Linked DNA regions of Homo sapiens: region 1 is linked to region 2. The links are chromatin loops, found by intact Hi-C in ENCODE. Cell type or tissue: sigmoid colon. All regions are shown on one strand. Each heading gives the region's core, and the rest is flanking DNA. Links, peaks and the distances in the headings are about the cores only.

Region 1 (4,412 bases), core at 293-4,292, 160 kb after region 2:
CACATAGTAGAAGTCTAACAAATATGAATTTCCCTTTTTCCCCACCTGTGAAATGGCATGTTTTACTAGTTTCATAAACAGTTTAAATTTCCCTGTGACTGAGAATTTAAACTTTCCGTGCCCTATTCTCCTAAAGTGGTTATCCAAAGATTTCATAGTAGAAAGTGAGTCAAACAAAAAGTGGTTTTTCTTCATAGATTTCAGCCAGGGAGAGAAAGACAATATATCTTTCAAATGCTTGCTCCCACTGCTTTCCTTTCTGTAACTTTAGAAGGTCTCTAATTTGAATTAAAAAAAATGAATCCAACTATATACGCTGATGAATATATTTTTTAAAATCTTTGGGAACGTAGATTTAAATACAAGATAGGTGGTTAATTACTCCTCCTTTCAGTGTCCTAAGGAGTATTAGACGGGGACTTCTGGGTTGTATATTTGAAAGGGATAAAAGTAGGTCTAGTATTAAGACGTTGCTTCAGTAGGCAAGTGGTGTTACTATTAATAGAACCTTAGCTGTATGATGGTGAGAACTTGTTACTTTTGATCATCATTGAACCCCAATGCCCAGCACATAGAAGGCACAAAGTTGGTATCTAATTACCAATTAGTTGGATAAAAACAATTTTTGTAAAGGCAAGATTGAGCTCTTTAGATACTGACCTGCTATTTCCTTCCTAATATTTGTCTCTGTTGCTTTTCTTTAATTTTTGCCAAGTTTCTCATCTTTTGGGATGAAAAGCTGTAATGCTCAGGCCTTTTCATTACCTTTATCTAGCTCCAACTTGCTGCAGTGGGCAATTTGGTATACCCTTCACACAGAGTATTGCCCTTCACAAAGAACAATAAAAAATAGCAGCTACAACATGTTCAGCATTGATTACACATTCACTTTAACCCTCATAAGAACCCTAAAAGCTTGGTGGCCAAACCCATTTTTGGATGAGGAAAATTGGCTTAGAGAGTTAAGTGTCTTGGCCAAAGCACCTCGCTCATAAATGACAGAGGTGGGACAGAGGTCCGGGCCTCTGCTCCACCTAGCACAGGAGGCTGTCCCTCAGAATTGCCTGGGCACATGTACTGCATAGCTACTCATCACCGTGTAGCTGCAGTAATTTGTCCTCTCACCTGTAGTCTTTTCATGGGACGAATCTCACCTTTTCTGCCAATCTGCCTTTTGCTCTCCTAGTTACTTTTCCTTGCTGTGCACTCAGTTTTGCCTCAAAGACATAGTGATTCAACCATCAGGTCAGAGTTTCTTAGAGCTCAACAGGACTGTAGGGGTCTCTTGGGACTTATTCAGAAATGCCTTATTTTGCTTTCAAAATTTTATAATAATAATTGCTAACATTAGTTGAGTGCTATCAGTTTGCCAGCATTTTGCCCATTTTACAGTATGAGGAGTCTAAAACTCATGGCTAATAATAAGTTTGGGGTCTGAGATCTGATCACAGCAGATTCCAGGATCCCCTGTCCACTGTGAACACCTGGGCTGAACCCCCATGAGTACAGTTGCTGGGCATCATGATTTTGCACACTGTACTGCATGTTCCACATTTGGCAGTGAAGGCTGATTAAAAATAGCTGGGCTAATGAACGGTCTCAGACTACTGCTTGGGGCGGTCTGTAGGGCTGGCTCTCATGGCTGTGCCCCAGAACTCTAAGCCAAATATTAAAAATAATAATCTCTTTTTTGGCAGGAAAAAAAAGAAGCAAGACTTTTGGTAATTTCAGATTCTAAACCCCTAGAAAGGATAAGGATTTTCTACCCCTGTAGGATATTAATAATGCTTGCTATTATGATAATTCTCAAAGAGGAATTCAAAATTTGTTTTGGCAAGAACAGCATTGTCAGAAAGCCTCCTAATCAGACATGCATATTTGAACGTATACATTCAGGCTTTGTTTGGGAAAATACCAGGAATTATTATTTTGCAGTTTGAAAACTGAAATTATCTTGGGTAGTTTTATCAATATTTGAAGAAAAAATTTGATATAACTGTTCGAAATCCCAGCGAAAACTCCAAGTTTGAGTTCCAGGAAAGGTTCCTGGTGAGGTGACACATATGTATATATACATATGCCCCCCCAATCCTTCTTATTAATGTTTAATATGTAGAAATCATTTATCTTAAAAATTCAAATATTTACTAATTCTGAAAAAATAGATATTAACTTTGTCACAAGCTTGTGATTGTATCAAACAGAAACCCCATAGTTTTAACAAGGTTGCAGTTTTCGAAACATGATATTTTCTCTATTTGCACAAACTGAGAAATAAAGACTCCCTCTGCTGGCTACTTCAGTATTTGCAATTATTCTGGCGAGAAGCTATGAAAAGTGAAAAAACAAAACAAAATGAAGAAAAATAGTCTTTTTTTGACACTCAAAAAGCTAGGTGCTTTGGGATATATGTATGTATACATCTAATTATGTTCTAGTGTTTATTTATCTAATACTTTTATCCAAGATGTCATGTAGAAGCAGCAGCTTAAAGCAGCCTAAATACTGGACGAACAGAATGGTAAGAATACAGCATCAGGTGGGAGCCAGAAATGGGGTTCTGTGGCTGGCTCAGCTGGTGACCATTTGGAGGTCCTTGAGCAGGTCAAGACTCCAGCTTCAGCTTTTTCATTTGTGAAATGGGAGGATTTCAGTGGATGTTCTCCAGGAACCCTTCTAACCTTTAGTATTTTATGATTCTAAACAGTATAGATTCCATTTCTTTTACAACACTGTGCTCTATGCATGTCTTTCACTGATGTAAAATAAATATTTAGAAAAATGTAAACTAGTACAACCACTATGGAAAACAGTATGGAGATTCCTTTAATAACTAAAAGTAGAACTACCATTTGACCCAGCAATCCCACTTCTGGGTATCTACCCAGAGGAAAATAAGTCATTATACGAAAAGATACTTGCACATTCATGTTTACAGCAGCACAATCCACAATGGCAAAATCGTGTAACCAACCCAAATGCCCATCAGTCAACGAGTGGGTAAACAAACTGGTATATTTATATGATGGAATACTACTCAGCCATAAAGAGGAATGCAGTAATGGCATTTGTAGCAACCTGGATGAAATTGGAGACTATTATTCTAAGTGAAGTGACTCGGGAATAAAAAATCAAACATCATATGTTCTCACTAATATGTGAGAGCTAAGCTATGAAGATGCAAAGGCATAAGAATGATACAATGGACTTCGGGGACTTGGGGGGAAAGAGGGAGCAGGCAAGGGATAAAAGACTACAAATGGTGCAGTATATGCTGCTCAGGTGACGGGTGCACCAAAATCTCACAAATCACCACTAAGGAACTTATTCATGTAACCAAATACCACCTGTACCCCAATAACTCATGGAAAAATAAAATAAAATAAGAAAAGTAAATAAATAAATATTTAGAAAAATGAAGGAAAAGTAAAATTACAAAATGGGTATACATCAGTTGTTCCCAGTGTTTGTTACTGCATGGGAATGTTAGGATCTAGAAAGTGATGTTTTGTACACTATTATAAGTTTATGAAATAATACCCCCAAATGTCCTGGGAAGGTTGAACATAGCATATTTTATTGATTGTATGGCACTTTAAGTTGTAAGAAGCATCATTATTTTATATACTTCCAATAAAACTATAACATACCATTAAGGGTAAGTTACATCCAGGTTTCAGAGAAGTTAAATGTGAAAAAAATGTGCTTTTAAAAAATCAAGGAAATAAGGTAGTTCCTAAAAGGGCTTCAATTGATGCCAGACAACTCAATAATTGCAATAAAGTCTGATGTGTCTTGGGCTCTAGCAAACAGTATCTTTCTCCACCTCACGTTTTCCCTCTCTTCTAAACACTTATTCCACCTCTGCCCTACTACTTGTTCTTCTTTCTCACTGTGTGAATCAATTTTTAACTTTTTCACTTAGACATGTCTTATGGCTGTTCTGGGAATAAACTATTGCTTAAAAACTGAAATGAGATCCTGAAATAACATTGTGTCCAACATAAGCATGGCCAGTGGTATTCTGCTTTAAATATGAATTAGCATTAGCACTTGCAGAGGTTTTCTTGTTTCAAAGATGAATTAGCCCTGGCATCTTAGCAGGAATTGCATGAGTATTAAAAACACTGAAACTTCAGAGAACACAGCTTTGATGAAATCATCGGAAACTTTAGTGTGGGATTTGTGATTTGAACCTCTTTATTATTCATATTGGATTTAGGTCTTAACATGTGTGTCTGTGTGTGTGTGTCTGTATGTGATAACTTAGGATATTTTCTAACTTAGTTGTTAATGTTTGCTTTCTTTTATAATGAAATTGGAGCAGTTTCTTTTATCTTTTTTTCTGCCACATAACAGAGCCAACTGAAAGGGCTTGAATTTCTCTTTGTCAAATTGAACCCCCACTTGAG
Region 2 (4,412 bases), core at 231-4,230:
ACTCATGACTACCTGGAAGACGTATTTAAGATCCGAATCATTGTTTTTCACCAGACTGAAAAGCTCAAGTTCATCTTTGTTTTTTTTTCTTTTTACATCTAATTAGAGACAAATCCTTCATTCAGTCTCCCTTCATGATGTCTTTTATTCCCTCTGCTGACATCTTTTGTAGAGAAATCCAGGACAGAGTATAAAGAGAAAACCAGTACTTAATGTGTCTTTGAAATTCTCAACGTGGCAAGCTGCTGCATTTGTATTTCTTAATTATCACTTCTCAGTTCAGAAATTTTGCATAGCTTGTTGTCATTTTTCTGGGCATCCAAGATCCTCTACAGAATGATTACAATTTTACTTTTAAACTTTTTAATGCCTCCTCATTGATAGGATAGGATACTTCTATCTCTAACCAGAAGATTTGACTTATTGTTGCTGATGCAAAAATCCTGTGTTCTGTATCTTTTCAGAATGGAATGGCCCCACTTCCATCTTCTTCATTTCTACTTACCCATCCAAAGGATGTCCATTCTTTTATCAGATTCATGGAGAGTTTTCTGAAGATGCCAGCGCAGAATAATCTTTACCTTCTCTGAATTTGTTCCTCTTGTCCCTTTTTATTTTCTCTTAATTTGCATTATGTATAGGTTTTATATGTTATTCTAAAGATAAAAAGAGGAATACAGTAAAAATTCTCCTTCCCTATCCCCCACCAAGTTCTCCTGCCCAGAGGCAACCACTGTTAACAGTTTCTTGTGTGTCTTTCCAGAGATAATGTATGCATATTAAAACCAATATTCATGCTAAATATTTTTTTTCCTCAGGTGGCCATATACTACATGCATGTTATACTTTACTTCTTGGTATGGAATTATTTATTCTGGATATTCTTAGCAGTTCATAAAGGGCTTCCCTTTTCGAAGGATTGAATAATATTAAATTGATGGGTATAACATGACTTACTTACCTCATCCTCTAAAGATAAACTTTAGGGTTGTATTATGGCTTAATGCTTGCAGCATTGTTAAATTTTACCTTTTTCTTTTCCCCACCCAGAAGGCAGGAATTGTGTTCTCCAGCAAAATTCTGTAACATGGTAGGTGTTCAAGAGAATTGATAAGTAAACATTAATCACTGCTTTCATAGCCAGGTATAGTATATACAATGAGAATGTGTCACACTTATATCGTAAAATTTTAGTATGTCATTCATATATCTGGTAAATTTTCAGAAGTACGTGGTTAACTTAAAGATTGCTTACATTTACTTTTATGGTAATTGGACCATGTAATTTTTAGCAATATATTTCTTAAGCTTTTATAGAAAAGCCAGAATTTAGATAAGGTTATATTGAAAACTTAAGGTCCAACTAAACTATACTGTACATTGCATAATGCATATAAATATAATTGATCCTTGAATTAAAATTGTTTATAGCCCAGGCTTGATGGCTCATGCCTATAATCCCAGCACTTTGGGAGGCCGAGGTAGGAGGATCACTTAAAAGCCGGGAGTTCAAGACCAACCTGGGCCACAAAGTAAGACCCCTGCCTCTACAAAAAATAATAAAATAAAATAAATCAGCCAGGCATGTTGGTGTGTGCCTGCAGTCCCAGCTACTCAGGAGGCTGAGGTGGGAGGATCACTTGAGCACAGGAATTCAAAGCTGCAATGAGCTGTGATCTCACCACTGCACTCCGGCCTGGGTGACAGGGTGAGACTGTGTCTTTAAAAAATAATAATGAATTTTAAAATAGTAAAAATGTGGTTTATATAGCCAGATGCAAATATTCAGGAAATTCAGCAAAACATATGAACGTACAAGTGAATCATACTTATTTCACTGCTTGCTTGTTTTAAATTTAAAATCAAAGATGGTCATTATCACTATAAACGTTTGTATCTATTTTAACAATTTAGTTTTCAATTTGAAAATGTAAAATATCACTATTTTTAGTGATTGAAAATGATAGCATGTTGAGGAAAACATAACTTGGAAGAAAAATATGTATGACCAAATTGGTTCTAAGTATGTGAATTTTAGACACTTTTATTTAATTTTTATTGTTCAGGATACAAAATAAACCACAAGGGTGCGCTGTTTGACAGAAGTACAGTATTCTAATTTTTCCATTTTTTTTCTCCAAAGCACATTTTAATAAAGCAGAAAGAAAATATTGGAAATAGTTACATTGCATGAGAAGTAGAAAATGCTTATTCATGCGGGTAAATAAAGCTAGAGAGATAAATGTCAGTAACACATGACAAAGGGATTTATAATTAGCAATTTTATTCATTTTGAGTTTTTAATGCATTTTCTTGTTCTTTTAAGAGCCACAGAAACTATGTTTGCCTTAGTCAAGGTTTACTGATGTCAGTAAATCTGTAGCTTAGGAAAAATTTTGTCAACCACATTTATTTTATATTTTTTGGCTGTCTATATTTAATAATTTGCCTCATTCTTCTAAGATATTTCTCAATATTAGCAAATTAAAGTATATGGATGGTGTTTTTTTAGAGCTTATACTGAAAATGCTCACATAAAAGGCTGTTGATTTGCTGAGCTAATTTTGACAAACTAACTGTGCAGTTTCCAAAGACTATTCAAAGTTAGCCGAGATAGCAAAGATCCAAGTTAGCAAATGATTTAACCCAAGCTTTCTTAGAATATTTCTGCATCTAAAATTATTTTTTCCATCTAAAGAATACATTTTGAAGAACACATATTTTACTATTATTGCTGCAGTATCCTTTCAAATCCCTAAATTTCTATGTACCCTCTTTCACATTATTTCAAGTCTCATGTCATTTTTCCTATGAAGGTGAATATATCATCTTCTATGAAAATGTTCATTTGAAAAGAAAACTTTCCCATTAGAAATTTTCTGGCAGTATTTCTTGGTAGTTTTTGAGCATTTTTTAAATATGATTTTTCCTGATGATTTGAAATGCCATTTGTGCAACAAGACATATAATAGATCATGCTTTATTTATATGAACCATATAACATATATTCTTATATAAAATGTACACAGTTATTTACGATAAGATTGTCATTTGTGAAATGGGAAGTCAGAAATTCGATTACATTGACTTAAATTGAAAGTGACTTAGAATTCTCAGATAAATCTAAGTTCAGAAATCTAGTTTCTGCACCGTATCTGCTGACCAAGAGTTTATGAAGAGCACATTTAATAAAATCAATGGCCAAAGGATGTTCTGGTCTTATTGACAAATTAGCCTCATAAGCTGATTTTACATTTGAATAAGTGGAAGAAGAGTCAGGGAAAAGTATTTGGTAATCTTGACCCATAGAATTCACAGAACCTTTTGGAGAATTTTTCATTTGGCACATTTGGTGTGACTGCTGCTTGGAATGATGGATATACAACAGCAATCAATTTTTCTCCTGGCTACGGGGATGGCACATCATTTTCTCTGGGATATTACATTGTGGCTGGAAACACTGTAAGAAATGATCTTCACTGGGCATTTTATTTTATCTCATTTTGCATCCTGCTTCAGACAAACACTCAACTATTGAGAAACGGAAACTCTTTGCCATCTAGTATTATGCAAGTGAAATTTAATACCTAGAGTGTTAGTTTTAAAATAACTGACTTAATTTTTTAAATGTTTTACATTATTCATCTTTTATGCAATTTTATATTCTAATATATATCATGGTTTATAAGCAGATAAGATGATGTATTGTCATATACTTATGAAATGTACAGGTACATATTTTGCTATTTTACTTAATTTTAATCCTAGTTATTTTACATAGAGTATGTAAGGTTGTACCCTCTGTTGTAATAGAGTATGTATTTGCAATGTTTAAGAAACATCCCCCTTTTTAGATTTTTACACAGGTTGTTATATTTTATTTTCCCCTCCATTTTCCTCTTATATTTATTATATAGAAAGTGGACCACCATGCATAATTCTACAATTGCCTAGGAACAGTGGTTACCATGGCATTTGCAGTTTGCTGTACAGAATACAGCTGTCTATACTTCCAAAAATATGACTGGTTTCATTCAGTAGAGAAATGTACCAACACAGTATAATATTTAATCTGCTCCCCTTTTTAAGGCTTTCCTAGATATAATACATACTTTGCCACTGTAGTTTTCATCAGATTTTCAAAGGGTCATAATCACAATAACAAAAGCAATGGTGAATGCTTATATAATGCTTACTAATGTTTCAGACAAGGCTCTAAGAACATTACTTATTTAATCCTTATGACAACCCTCTGGGCCATTACATTTTAGGTTTCTGACAGTTTTAGCCTAAAAGAACTATGAATTATGAGGAATTAATAAGTTGTTAAACTTTAAGGAAAAATATATTATTCAAAGAGCAGTAGGTCATTTGTGGAATTAATATGGATTTCTCATTCTTGTCTATTAGTA

The links. A loop is a pair of places that touch in the nucleus more often than their neighbours do. Peaks named below come from ENCODE experiments on the same cell type or tissue, not always from the same donor. Only the 100,000 strongest peaks of a DNase experiment are listed, where the experiment ranks them.
Region 1: a loop joins it to region 2, with 13 times the contacts of the local background. A loop is called at or near these places in 73 of 110 quality-filtered maps.

The regions. Positions count from the first base shown.
Region 1 is chr2:164,558,265-164,562,676 of GRCh38, reverse strand. The region is part of intron 2 of GRB14 (growth factor receptor bound protein 14); the gene reads left to right. Among named protein-coding and RNA genes, the nearest start is that of GRB14, 61 kb to the left of the region's middle. In sigmoid colon, for the core only: a CTCF peak has its summit at 2,297 (motif pointing left); no DNase peak of the experiment used is centred there; H3K4me3 peaks cover 674 bases.
Region 2 is chr2:164,714,883-164,719,294 of GRCh38, reverse strand. All of the region lies in intron 7 of COBLL1 (cordon-bleu WH2 repeat protein like 1), which reads left to right. Among named protein-coding and RNA genes, the nearest start is that of SNORA70F, 29 kb to the right of the region's middle. In sigmoid colon, for the core only: CTCF peaks have their summits at 1,870 and 2,074; no DNase peak of the experiment used is centred there.